2 separate regions of the Homo sapiens genome follow, and region 2 is linked to region 1. Evidence: read pairs that join two places in POLR2A ChIA-PET (ENCODE). Cell type or tissue: MCF 10A. All regions are shown on one strand. Each heading gives the region's core, and the rest is flanking DNA. Links, peaks and the distances in the headings are about the cores only.

Evidence for each region. Peaks named below come from ENCODE experiments on the same cell type or tissue, not always from the same donor. Only the 100,000 strongest peaks of a DNase experiment are listed, where the experiment ranks them.
Region 2: POLR2A ChIA-PET joins it to region 1 with 5 read pairs; 3 of 35 experiments call an interaction of 5 or more read pairs at or near these places.

The regions. Positions count from the first base shown.
Region 1 is chr18:23,520,957-23,526,556 of GRCh38, forward strand. RMC1 (regulator of MON1-CCZ1) reads left to right here. Exons shown (of 20, transcript NM_013326.5): 11 at 3,174-3,218; 12 at 3,473-3,526. It also overlaps a transcript of NPC1 not described here. Among named protein-coding and RNA genes, the nearest start is that of RMC1, 20 kb to the left of the region's middle. In MCF 10A, for the core only: no CTCF peak of the experiment used is centred there; a DNase peak (open chromatin) is centred at 2,985.
Region 2 is chr18:23,661,502-23,667,101 of GRCh38, forward strand. ANKRD29 (ankyrin repeat domain 29) reads right to left here and starts at 1,410. Exons shown (of 10, transcript NM_173505.4): 1 at 1,209-1,410. The coding sequence starts at 1,229. In MCF 10A, for the core only: no CTCF peak of the experiment used is centred there; no DNase peak of the experiment used is centred there.

The DNA of each region.
Region 1 (5,600 bases), core at 1,013-5,012:
ATCTGCCCACCTTGGCCTCTCAAAGTGGTGGGATTACAGGCATGAGCCACCACGCCTGGCCCAAATTTTTATATTTTTGGTAGAGATGGGGTTTCACCATGTTGGCCAGACTGGTCTTGAACTCCTGACCTCAGGTGATCCGCCTGCCTCGCTCTCCCAAAGTGCTAGGATTACAAGTGTGAGCCACCATGCCCAGCCTGTTCTAGTTTTTTAAAAAATGCAACTACTACTGATCCTATAAGCTAAAATTATGTTGTGAAAAAAGCATTTTCTAAGATAGATGAATCTCCCTTGGGAGGAAATAGAATAATTTATCTTCCCTGAGCTTTAGAATGGATAGTTTTGATTAGCCGTTGATGGTGAAATATGTTTTAATATTGAATACACCCGTAACGTTTTCTGTTTGCCTTAGCTCTGTAACGCTGAAATTAACTTTGGCTGTAGGTTTGTTACTGTAACCTGGGATCACTTTTCTCTTTCTCACATTCCGTGTGACAGTGATGATGAATATTGCATTCTTTGGGACTGACAGTCACAGTAAGTGCTTCGGCTGTGGCTCTTAGGCTTACCCAAATCAGTCCTCCTTCTGTCTGGAGAGGTGGGGTTGGGAAGTCAGAAGAGTGGAGGTCAGGAATTCAGGAAAAGGGAAAGAAGTCATTTATTTGCTTCGTTTTGCCTTTTTCCAGTGTAATTGATTTTAAGATAGAACTGAAAGAATATTCAACACACACTCTCTCTCTTTTTTTTTTTTCCTTAAACAGAACTTTATTTTCTCACAGTTCTGGAGGCTAGAAGTTCAAGATCAAGATGTCTGCAGGTTTGCTTTCTTCTGAGGCCTCCCTCCTGGCAGGCCTCTTTGCAGATGGCCACCTTCTCACTGTGTTCTCACAGGGTCTTTCTTCTGTGCCTGTCCCTCGCAGCAGTCTCTCCCGGCTCTCTTTTGAAGGAGATTGGAGTGCAGAATTGGCTAGTCTGAGGTTTCAGTGTGCAAGACGTAGTCAGATGGCTCACATTTGGAACCCTAGTAGTAATGTTTTATTCTTTGTCCGATGGCATTGGGCGGGTTGACCCAGCCTGCAGTCAGGATTTCCTTGTACCGTTCACCCGGGAGTTCAGAATCGCACTCTGGCTGAAAGTTCAGCAAGAGCACCATTGTCAGCCTGACTGCCCTGTCTTGCTGGACCAGCCAAAAGCTTAGTTACTTTCTGGCACAGTTGGAGGAAGGAGCTGGTTCTTAACAGACGTTCAATTAGGTCTTTTGGCTTTCTGTGTTCTTTCAAGCTTCTTCCTTTTCCTTTGTAAATAATGTTAGTATTGAAAGAATAGATTTTGCCAAGTGATTGTCTTGTGTCTGCTGCCCACTTGGCATGAAGGTAACTGCTGGTGAATTGGGGGAAAAAAACTAAACATTTAGAACAAGCCTGTCCAACCCACGGTCTGTGGGCCACATGTGGCCCAGGACAGCTTTGAATGCAGCCCAACACAAATTCTTAAACTTTCTTAAAACATTATGAGATTTTTTTAATGATATTTTTTAAGCTCATCAGCTATTGTTAGTGTTAGTGTATTTTATGTGTGGCCCAAGACCATTCTTCTTCTTCCTCTTAAGGCCCAGGGAAGCCAAAACATTGGACACCCCTGGCTTAGAACCTTCAGCTCTGTTCCGGTGGTACAGGACCAGTTAGGAGGCATCAGGTTCTAACCATCTGGTCATAAGGGAACAGATGCGAGGCCTGGTCACAGTAACAGCCCGTGCAGAGATCAATAGGAGGAAATCAGGAATCCACTGAGGGTCTGGGGATCTAGGTAGTGTGGGCTGCAAAGCATTTTCAGAGGTTAGTGACTCTCCTTTTGTTTCCTGCTGGGCTGTGAGCCCTGGCGGCTTGATGCATCCGTGTGTCTTGCCCACTGTGCTGCCACTGGGTGGGCGTGCTCAGGAATTGAATGGGCCTGTTGAGAAAGATATAACCAGCACTTTTGGGAAGAGTCAGCCACCCTTTTTCTTTTTGTTTTGGGCCTGTTAGAACAGTGGGTCTCAATCTGACTACATATTAGGATCATCTGGGGGGCCTTAAAAATGAAAGCTCTCACCTGACAGTGTGTAGGTCAGCCACCCAAAGGTGAGGGCTGTGCACTCGGCGCAGACCTTGACACTTAGGTCCAAAGCGCGAGTGCTCTTCGCCAAAGCTTGTCTGCCTGGGCTCTTTCCTACCTTTGGGTGGTCTGTTCACAATGACCCTTTCTCTGACCAGCTGATTGAAACCTGCCTTCTGATTGTACCTGGGTAATTGGAACAGAACCAGGAGTCATGGTTAGCTTGTAGGGCTGCCTGCATGGCTCATGAGCAGTATAACTGGTTGTTAACGGTCCCTGTCATGTGAGGTTTTGGGGGTCTGCTTCCCAGACGAGCTCACTGTGCTTGGACCTACTCTATGCAATGGATAATCGAACTAATTATTTAGATAATTAAGTGGCTGGGCACAGTGGCTCATGCCTGTAATCGCAGCATGTTGGGAGGCTGAGGTGGGCAGATCACTTAAGCCCAGGAGTTGGAGACCAGCCTAGGTAACATAGACCTTGTCTTCACAAAAAAAAAAAAAAAAAAAAAAAAAAGAAAAAAAGTTAGGGCATGGTCACATGCCTGTAGTCCTAGCTACTCTGAAGGCTGAGGCAGGAGGACCACTTGAGCCAAGGAGTTCGTGGTTATAGTGGGCTATGATCAACTACTGCACTCAAGCCTGGACAGCAGAGCAACACCCTCTCTTAAAGAAAAAAAAAGATAATTAAGCTACAAGCCACATTTATTTGAAACATTCTCCGTGGATGATCTGGGTATTTGATTTTGAATCCTTCAAGTAAATTTCTCAGTTCCTTAACGTGCATATGTAAACGATCATGAGTCATCTTTGGTTATTAAAAATAACCCAAACCACAGTGATTGAAGCCTTGACATGCTTTCTTTTTCTTGGTGAGATTTTCCTGGATTGTTAGCTCCTTCCCCCTTCCTCCCCGTACGTGCTTTCAGTGAGACGGAACAGTTCATTTCTTCCTTGACTACAATTGAATAAACATTTCGTAATGACATTAAAAAGTATTGACTTTTGTGTCATAAGTACCAGCATTTGCAGCATTTTCTGACTGCATCGTTGCACTTATGTTTTCTCAATTTGTAGGTCCTGCTGCCGTGACCAGCCAGTCTCCTGTTCCATGTAAACTCTGTATCCTTTACTAAGGTGTGGCACCGTGCACAACAGGGCAAGTGGTCACCCTCAGAGAGTGGTCCTGAAGTCCTCCTCCGGGCAGCTGTGAATAACACTCCGAGAGCCACCCCGCAGGCAGCTTCCCTGACTGTCCAGGGGCCTCGCGTTTAGCGTGGACTCAGTACATGGTGGGCAGGGGCGAGTGCTAGCGGAAACTGGGTTTGCTTTTTGTTTTCATCTTTTCCTGGTTTAGAATTTCCTATAACATGTGGATTCTTCATCTTGGATTGTCTTTCAACCTGACATCATTATCAGCGCAAGCCAAGGTAGGTCAGCGGGGACAGTTGTCGTGTTACAACATGGTGCTTGTTGACTTTGGATCCCAGTTGTAGCCAGGGACGTTTTCAAGGTGAATCTCTTAGAAATGACCCCTCCTTTCAAGCGTGGGAATGGGATTTTTTTTTTTCACTTTATACGTTTTTTACTATATGTGCATTTTATCAAGAACATATACTACTTTTAATAATTAAAGCAACAACTAAGAATGCCATTCTCCTGCTTAAGCCCATTCTGGAAAAGCCAGACTCCACCCCAGGGTGGATGGAAAGCCGGACTCCACCCCAGGGTGTCTCCCTCATTTCTCCCATCGACCTTCCCACCGGTGTCCGTGCCCTTTTCTGTTCTGCATGAGCCCGGGAGGTGTGCTCCTCTTTCTGGCCTTGCTGAGGAAGCCTCCTCAGTCTGTTAATTGTCTCTTCCTGGGTAATCTCTTTATTAGAGAAATCTTTTTTTTTTTTTTTTTTTTTTTTGAGACGGAGTTTTGCTCGTTGCCCAGGCTGGAGTGCAATGGCGTGATCTTGGCTCACTGCAACCTCCGCCTCCCGGGTTCAAGCGATTCTCCTGCCTCAGCCTCCTGAATAGCTGGGATTACAGGCATGTGCCACCACGCCCAGCTAATTTTGTATTTTTAGTAGAGACGAGGTTTTTCCATGTTGGTCAGGCTGGTCTCAAACTCCCAACCTCAGGTGATCCGCCTGCCTCGGCCTCCCAAAGTGCTGGGATTACAGGCATGAGCCACTGTGCCCGGCCTAAAGAAATCTTATTTTTTTAAGGCAGGGTCTTGCTCCGTCACCCAGCCTGGAGTGCAGTAGTGCTATCTCAGCTTACTGCAGCCTTGAGCTCCTGGGCTCAGGCGATCCTCCTGCTTCAGCCTCCCAAGTAGCTGGGCCTACAGGCGCACATCACCACGCCCAGTTAATTTATTATAATAATAATAATAATTATTTTGAGACGGAATCTCGCTTTGTCACCAGGCTGGAGTGCAGTGGTGCCATCTCGGCTCACTGCAACCTCCAACTCCTGGGTTTAAGCGATTCTCCTGCCTCAGCCTCCCCAGTAGCTGGGATTACAGGCATGCGCCACCACACCCAGCTAATTTTTGTATTTTTAGTAGATACGGGGTTTCACCATGTTGGCCAGGATGGTCTCGATCTCCTGACCTCGTGATCTGCCCACCTCAGCCTCCCAAAGTGCTGGGATTACAGGTGTGAGCCACCACAGCCGGCCTATAATTTTTTTTTTGTAGAGACAGGGTCTTGCCATGTTGCCCCTGTGTCTCTAATACCTCGCCAGGCTGGTTATTAGAGAATCTCCTATGTTACTCTTTAATCCTCTGTGTATTTTCCTGCCTTTCCTCTGGAATTCCTAAGAACTCTTGAGGAGAGAATTAGCCCTGATGCTGTAGGCATCCACTGTATGTAATGCATTGTTGTGCCTTGTCTGTAACCCATAGCCTCATGTGACATCCACTGTATGTATGTAATGAAGTCATTTCTCTCCTGTGCATCTCGCTGGTGTTTTCCTGTACAGCTGCTCTGTACCTGCCTTGGGCCAACTGAAAAGGGGGTCACCCAGATGATTTTTTATGTGGCACTTCATTCTCCTGTGGCATCCCAATTGGGAAAGGCCACACCAGATGCTGGCAGTGTGGGTGATCAGTACATTTATGGGTCGATGAATGGATGAGTTATGATGTTCCATTGAGAGCCTCTGGAGTTACCTTTTAAACTAATGAGCTGTTGTAGGAGAAACCAAAGCACAGGACTGAAGTTGATGCCACGTGTTGACATCTTTTTCTATTTTAAACGTTAAAAGAGGGGCTAGGTCTAGGGAAGTCCCCGTTTGGAATGAAGGACTAGGAGCTACACCTTTGATGTGCCCCTGAATGCAGAGGTTACTTGGAAAAGAGTCAGCCAGGTGTGCGGTGGTTGGGCTGTCATCCTCCTGTGGTAGACACGCTCCTGAATTGCTCCTGAATGGCTCAGCTCTGCTTTGGTTAGGAAGGAAAAGCTACACTGACTGTACTTTGCGGCTTTTTATCACCACCTGCCACCCGCCCCG
Region 2 (5,600 bases), core at 1,002-5,001, 140 kb after region 1:
TCGAGACCAGCCTCGCCAACATGGCAGAACCCCGTCTCTACTAAAAATACGAAAAAATTAGCTGGGCATGGTGGCGCACGCCTGTAATCCCAGCTACTCTGGAGGGTAAGGAAGGAGAAATAGCTTGAACCCGGGAGGCGGAAGTTGCAGTGAGCTGAGATCACACCATTGCACTCCAGCCTGGGCAACAAGAGCAAAACTCCGTCTCAGGAAAAAAAACTTTAAAGTCATTCACATTCGTCTGCTTCGTTCCATTCTCACCACCTATGCACTGGTCCAGTACCATTTCTTAAAAAGATGACAACATCTTCCAGCTCCAACCCTCTTCTCCAAACCTAGCCAGAGATCTTTGCAACATGCACATCTCGCCATGTCACTCCTCTGCTTACATGAGCTATTGTCGGCAACGGGATTACAGTGGCTTAGGAGTCAGACACACTTGGGTTTCAGTCTTAACACCATAACTTATTGGCTGCAAAACCGTGGGTGAGTTAATTTCTCTATATCTTAGTTTTCTCATTTGAAAAAAAAAAAAAAAAGAGCCACGAAGAGCACCTCCCACAGGTCTCCCCCAGGGTTGAGACCATACACACCATGTCCTTGGTTCAGAGTCAGGCACATTTGAACTGTTTAATACATTTTAACTGCTATTTTTATTAAACCCTTTCAATCGAGGCAAATCAACCTCTTTCATCCTAAAATGTGGGGATTAGATGGAATGACTTTAATCAACTCTTTTGAGACAAGACACCTTTGGACCCTGAAGCCTCCCTGGGTGCTGGCCACCCCTCCGGGGAGGAGGCATCCGTGGGTGCAGCTGGTACTCCTGCATGAGGACCCAGAGGGTCAGGGTCGGGGACTCCTTCTGCTGCAGGACAGCGCTGACCCCAGGCTTCTTACCCGCCCCCGACCTGTTACCCGGCGACAGTCCCCGCCGCCCCGTCGCCGGGCACAGACTCAGCCGATCCACAGCCATGAGTGCGAAGCCTCTCAGGCAGGGCAGGCAGGCAAACCGCAAACCCACAGGGCGCACCCAGCCCCGCCGCTTCCTCCCGGGCCTCGCCCGCAGCTGGAGGAGAGAGGAAGGAGGAGGCGGCGGGCAGCGGGCAGCGCCCACCCCATCCCACCCCATCCCACCCCACCCGACCCCGCGGGCCCGGCCGCCCGAGCCCGGCCCCAGCCCTGACCCCGGAGTCCCGGTCGCTCACCTTGAAGGACATCCTGCACATGTCCGCGGCCGCCCGAGCGGGAGCCGGCGCGCTTTGGGCCCGGGGCGCCTTGTCCTCCCCGGCCCTTCACTCTCCCGGGGCTCTCGGCGTTCCGCAGAGGGGCGGCCTCCGACGCCGCGCGCTCCCGCCGCCCGGCCCGGCAGCAGCCGCCGCACACAGGGCCGGGCCGAAGGGGCGGCGCGGGGGCGCGCGCGCGCGCACACTACACATGGGGTGTCGCGTGGACGCGCTCCAGGACCTGCCACACACGCGCGTGCACAAACACCCCAAACTCCGCACGCACTGTGCACTTTCCACACACGTCCACACTTCCACACTCACTCGTCCACACACACACTCCAAACTCCACACACATTGTGCATACGCTCCACATTCCACACACACAGAGGTTCCACACACATACTTTCCACACTCACGCCCACTCACCCGCATGTACTCACACACAAACTCCATACATATCCTCCCAAATAGACTGGTCTGCCCCAGAGGACTCCCAACCTTCATTACAGCACAAATATTATAATGATGTAAAAATGAAGCTTGAGGAAAAAATTCATCCAATAGCTATTTTCGTTATAATTTCTTTCTCGGTTTCCTGGGAAACTTTTTTCTCCTGGGGAAAATATCTAGGAAACAAACCTTTTGATTGCACAAACAATAAGTGGTCTTTTCCTCTTTGAAGGGCAAAGGCCAATTTTGGAATAGACTCATACCCCTCCTCCTCCTCCGCGTTATTAATCCAGCAGTTCCCTCCTCCTCTGGGTCTGATGCTGCAGCCCTGGAGTATTGCAGTATGTGTGTCCACTCCTGCTGCCTGCCCAGGATTGGTTTGGGCGAAGTAAAACTGGGAGTTTTAAGTATAAACGGCAACAACAGCTCTTTGAGAGCATTTTAGAAAAGTGAAAGTAAAAAAGTAGCCCAGGCATAGTGGCTCACGCCTATAATCCCAACTCTTTGGGAGGCCAAAGGCGGGCAGATCACTTGAGTCCAGGAGTTCGAGATCAGACTGGCCAACATGGCAAAACTCTATCTCTACTAAAAATACAAAAATTAGCCAGGCGTGGTGGTGCGCACCTGTAGTCCCAGCTACTCGGGAGGCTGAGGTGGGAGGATCGCTTGAACCTGGGAGGTTGAGGCTGCAGTGAGCCAAGATTCGGTCACTGCACTCCAGCCTGGGCAACAGAGCAAGACTCTGCCTCAAAAATAAAAATAAAAACAAAACAAAAAAATAGTATAAAAATGGAGGTCTTACCCCCTCAAACTATAAGAATCCACTCATTCATTCTCCCCCTCCTTCCCTCTTCTCAATTAAATTTGTAACGAATATTTAATTTAAAAGGTAGAAAACAATTACAAATAAAAGTTAATGATAAAAATTAAAATGTTTAACCTTCATGGATAAATTGTATTACTTTGTGCTTAAAACAACTTTAAATTAAAAACATTCTGAACTTTTATAGAAAATTCCAATTTTAAAAATAAGGACTCTAAACATTTTCCTTGCCTTGAGTGCCTATAAATGACACAGTTTTTAAGTTGCCACACAACGTTATTATATAAAAATCAAGCATCAGAGGTTTTGCTTTAATAGTTTTTTGTTTGTTTGTTTGTTTTTTCTTCTCAGATGGAGTTTCGCTCTTTTGCCCAGGCTGAAGTGAAGTGGCATGATCCTGGCTCACTGCAACCTCCACCCCCCGGGTTCAAGCAATTCTCCTGCCTCAGCCTCTCGAGTAGCTGGTATTATAGGCTCCTGTCACCGTGCCCAGCTAATTTTTGTATTTTTAGTAGAGACAGGGTTTCGCCATGTTGGCCAGGCTGGTCTCGAACTACTGACCTCAGGTGATCCACCTGGTTCGGCCTCCCAAGGTGCTAGGATTACAAACGTGAGCCACCGCGCCTGGTCTGCTTTAATAGTTTTGATAAATAAAAGGGAGAAAGGAAAGAACTAATATTTTGAGTGTTTTCTAGGTACAAGGTGCTTTCCTTATAAACATTTTATGGGGTGAGTATTAACCCATTCCACGGATGAAAAAACTAAGATTCTGAGAGATTGGAGTAATTTGCTAATAAGTGATAGGGCTAGGTGTTTGTCTAGCTCCAAAGCCTGTTTCCTTTCCGTTACACTTGAGCTCAAAGCTGCTTTTCTCTGGCCAGGGTGCTGATGGGATTCTTGTCAGTCTCTGGAAAGAACGTGCCTAACACCGTCTGACACACGCGGTTAAACTCATCTTCATATAAACAGCTCTGAAATGGAACAAAGCTCTCATGGTCACAACAGGCAATTCTTTCTAAAATGGTCCACTCCAAACTTTAATAGTGACCCACTGGACCTAATACAAGATTTAATCTGCACGGCCCAGTTTTCTTATCCAAACATCTTCTCACTACCCAAACAGAGCCTCTCCATCCTTGTCATCCTGTCAAACAAAAGGGATAAAGGAAAAAACTAATATTTTGAGTGTTTTCTAGGTACAAGGTGCTTTCCTTATAAACATTTTATGAGGTAGGTATTATACCTATTCCATAGATGAAAAAAGTAAAATTCTGAGAAAATGGAATAATTTGCTAATAAGTGATAGAGCTAGGCGTTTGTCTAGCTCCAAAATCTTATCACTGCTCTCTTCCCACTACGGCTCTCTTTCATCTCCTCTCTTTTGTCTGCCAAATCCCAACCTACCCAGGGTGTTACCCCCAGCTCAAGTTCCTCTTCCTACACCCTGGTTCTCAGTCATCTTCCTCCCAACTTTGCTGAGCTCTTGCCATGGTTCTGCTCTACACCACATCCCTCAACCCTGATTCCACAGGGTCTGGTATTGCTCTCAGTTCTACTTCTGTTGCTTTTGATTTCTTCAGCAGAGTTGAAATTCTTCAAGGCCAGGCCCTGTGTCTTATGTATCTTTTATTTTCCCCAGGGGCTAATTTACGGCTGGAGGCATGGTAGATGGTCAAAACTTATTCATCATTGAATTAGTAAAAGAGTCAGGGGGTTGTGTTATCCAAATCTACCAAGTCAGAAGGCCCACTCTTATCCACAGACATGCATTACTCAGATGCACAGACATCTGTGTTGATCTCAAATGAGTCCATAGTCATTGTCACCTTCTGTTCACACCAGCACAGACCTTGATGTGTTTGGCCTCTATTTTGCACTGTCCCAGTTGATGGTCCAACAGGATTTGCCCTCGACAGAATTGAGAAGTAGGTCAATCTGGTCTACTGAGCTTTCTTTTTTTTTTCTTTTTTCTTTCTTTCTTTTTTTCAAGACGGAGTCTTGGTCTGTTACCCAGGCTGGAGTGCAGTGGCATGATCTTGGCTCACTGCAACCTCCACCTCCCGGGTTCAAGCGATTCACCTGCCTCAGCCTCCTGAGTAGCAGGGATTACAGGCACAGGCCACCAAACCCGGCTAATTTTTGTATTCTTAGTAGAGACGGGGTTTCACCATGTTGGCCAGGCTGGTCTCAAACTCTTGACCTCGTGATCTGCCAGCCTCTGCCTCCCAAAGTGCTGGGATTACAGGCATGAGCCACTGCGCCCAGCCTACTGAGCTTTCTAACACCCTTTTTGTAATCAGGCTCCTTCATCCAACTAAGAGTTCATGCTGGACATCTTTTCTGTCTTTATTCTCTGTCTACTTCCCCATCCCACATCTTTTAAAATTTTTGTATCTATTTATTTTTTATAAGGATAGGGTCTCTGTCACCCAGGCTGGAGTGCAGTGGCAGGATCACAGCTCACTGCAGCCTGGAATTCCTGGGCTCAAGCAATCCTAATGCCTCTGCCTTCTGAGTAGCTAGGACTACAGGCACATGCCACTATACCGTCTAATTTTTAAAAACATTTTTTTACAGATAGGATCTCGCTATGTTGTTCAAGCTGGTCTTGAACTCCTGGCCTCAAGCCATCCTCCCACCTCAGCCTCCCAAAGTGCTGGGATTACAGGCATGAGCCACCATGCCCAGCCCTTGTTTAATTTTTAATTTTTATTTAATTTTATTTTTTAGAGATGGGGCATCACTATATTGCCCAAGCTGGTCATTAAGTCATAGGCTCAAGTGATCCTCCCTGTCAGCTTCCCAAAGTGCTGGGATTACAGGTGCATGCCACTATGCCCAGCTTCCACCTCACATCTCCCAGCTAGTTAGCTCCGTCTCTCCTAACCTATTGGAATTTACCCTAGATGAGGCTTCTTGCAGTGGGGACTGTAGCAGACACAGCTTGGAGTAATCTACCCAACACCCATTGCTCCCTTCCTTTCCCTATCAGAATGTCAGTTTTGCTCAGTTTTGTCCATCATACTCCCCCTGGAGATTTGCTTAAGGGGAACATAGCCCTTTGTTCCATCCAAAGTCCTCTTGTTTAGGCTGGTGAT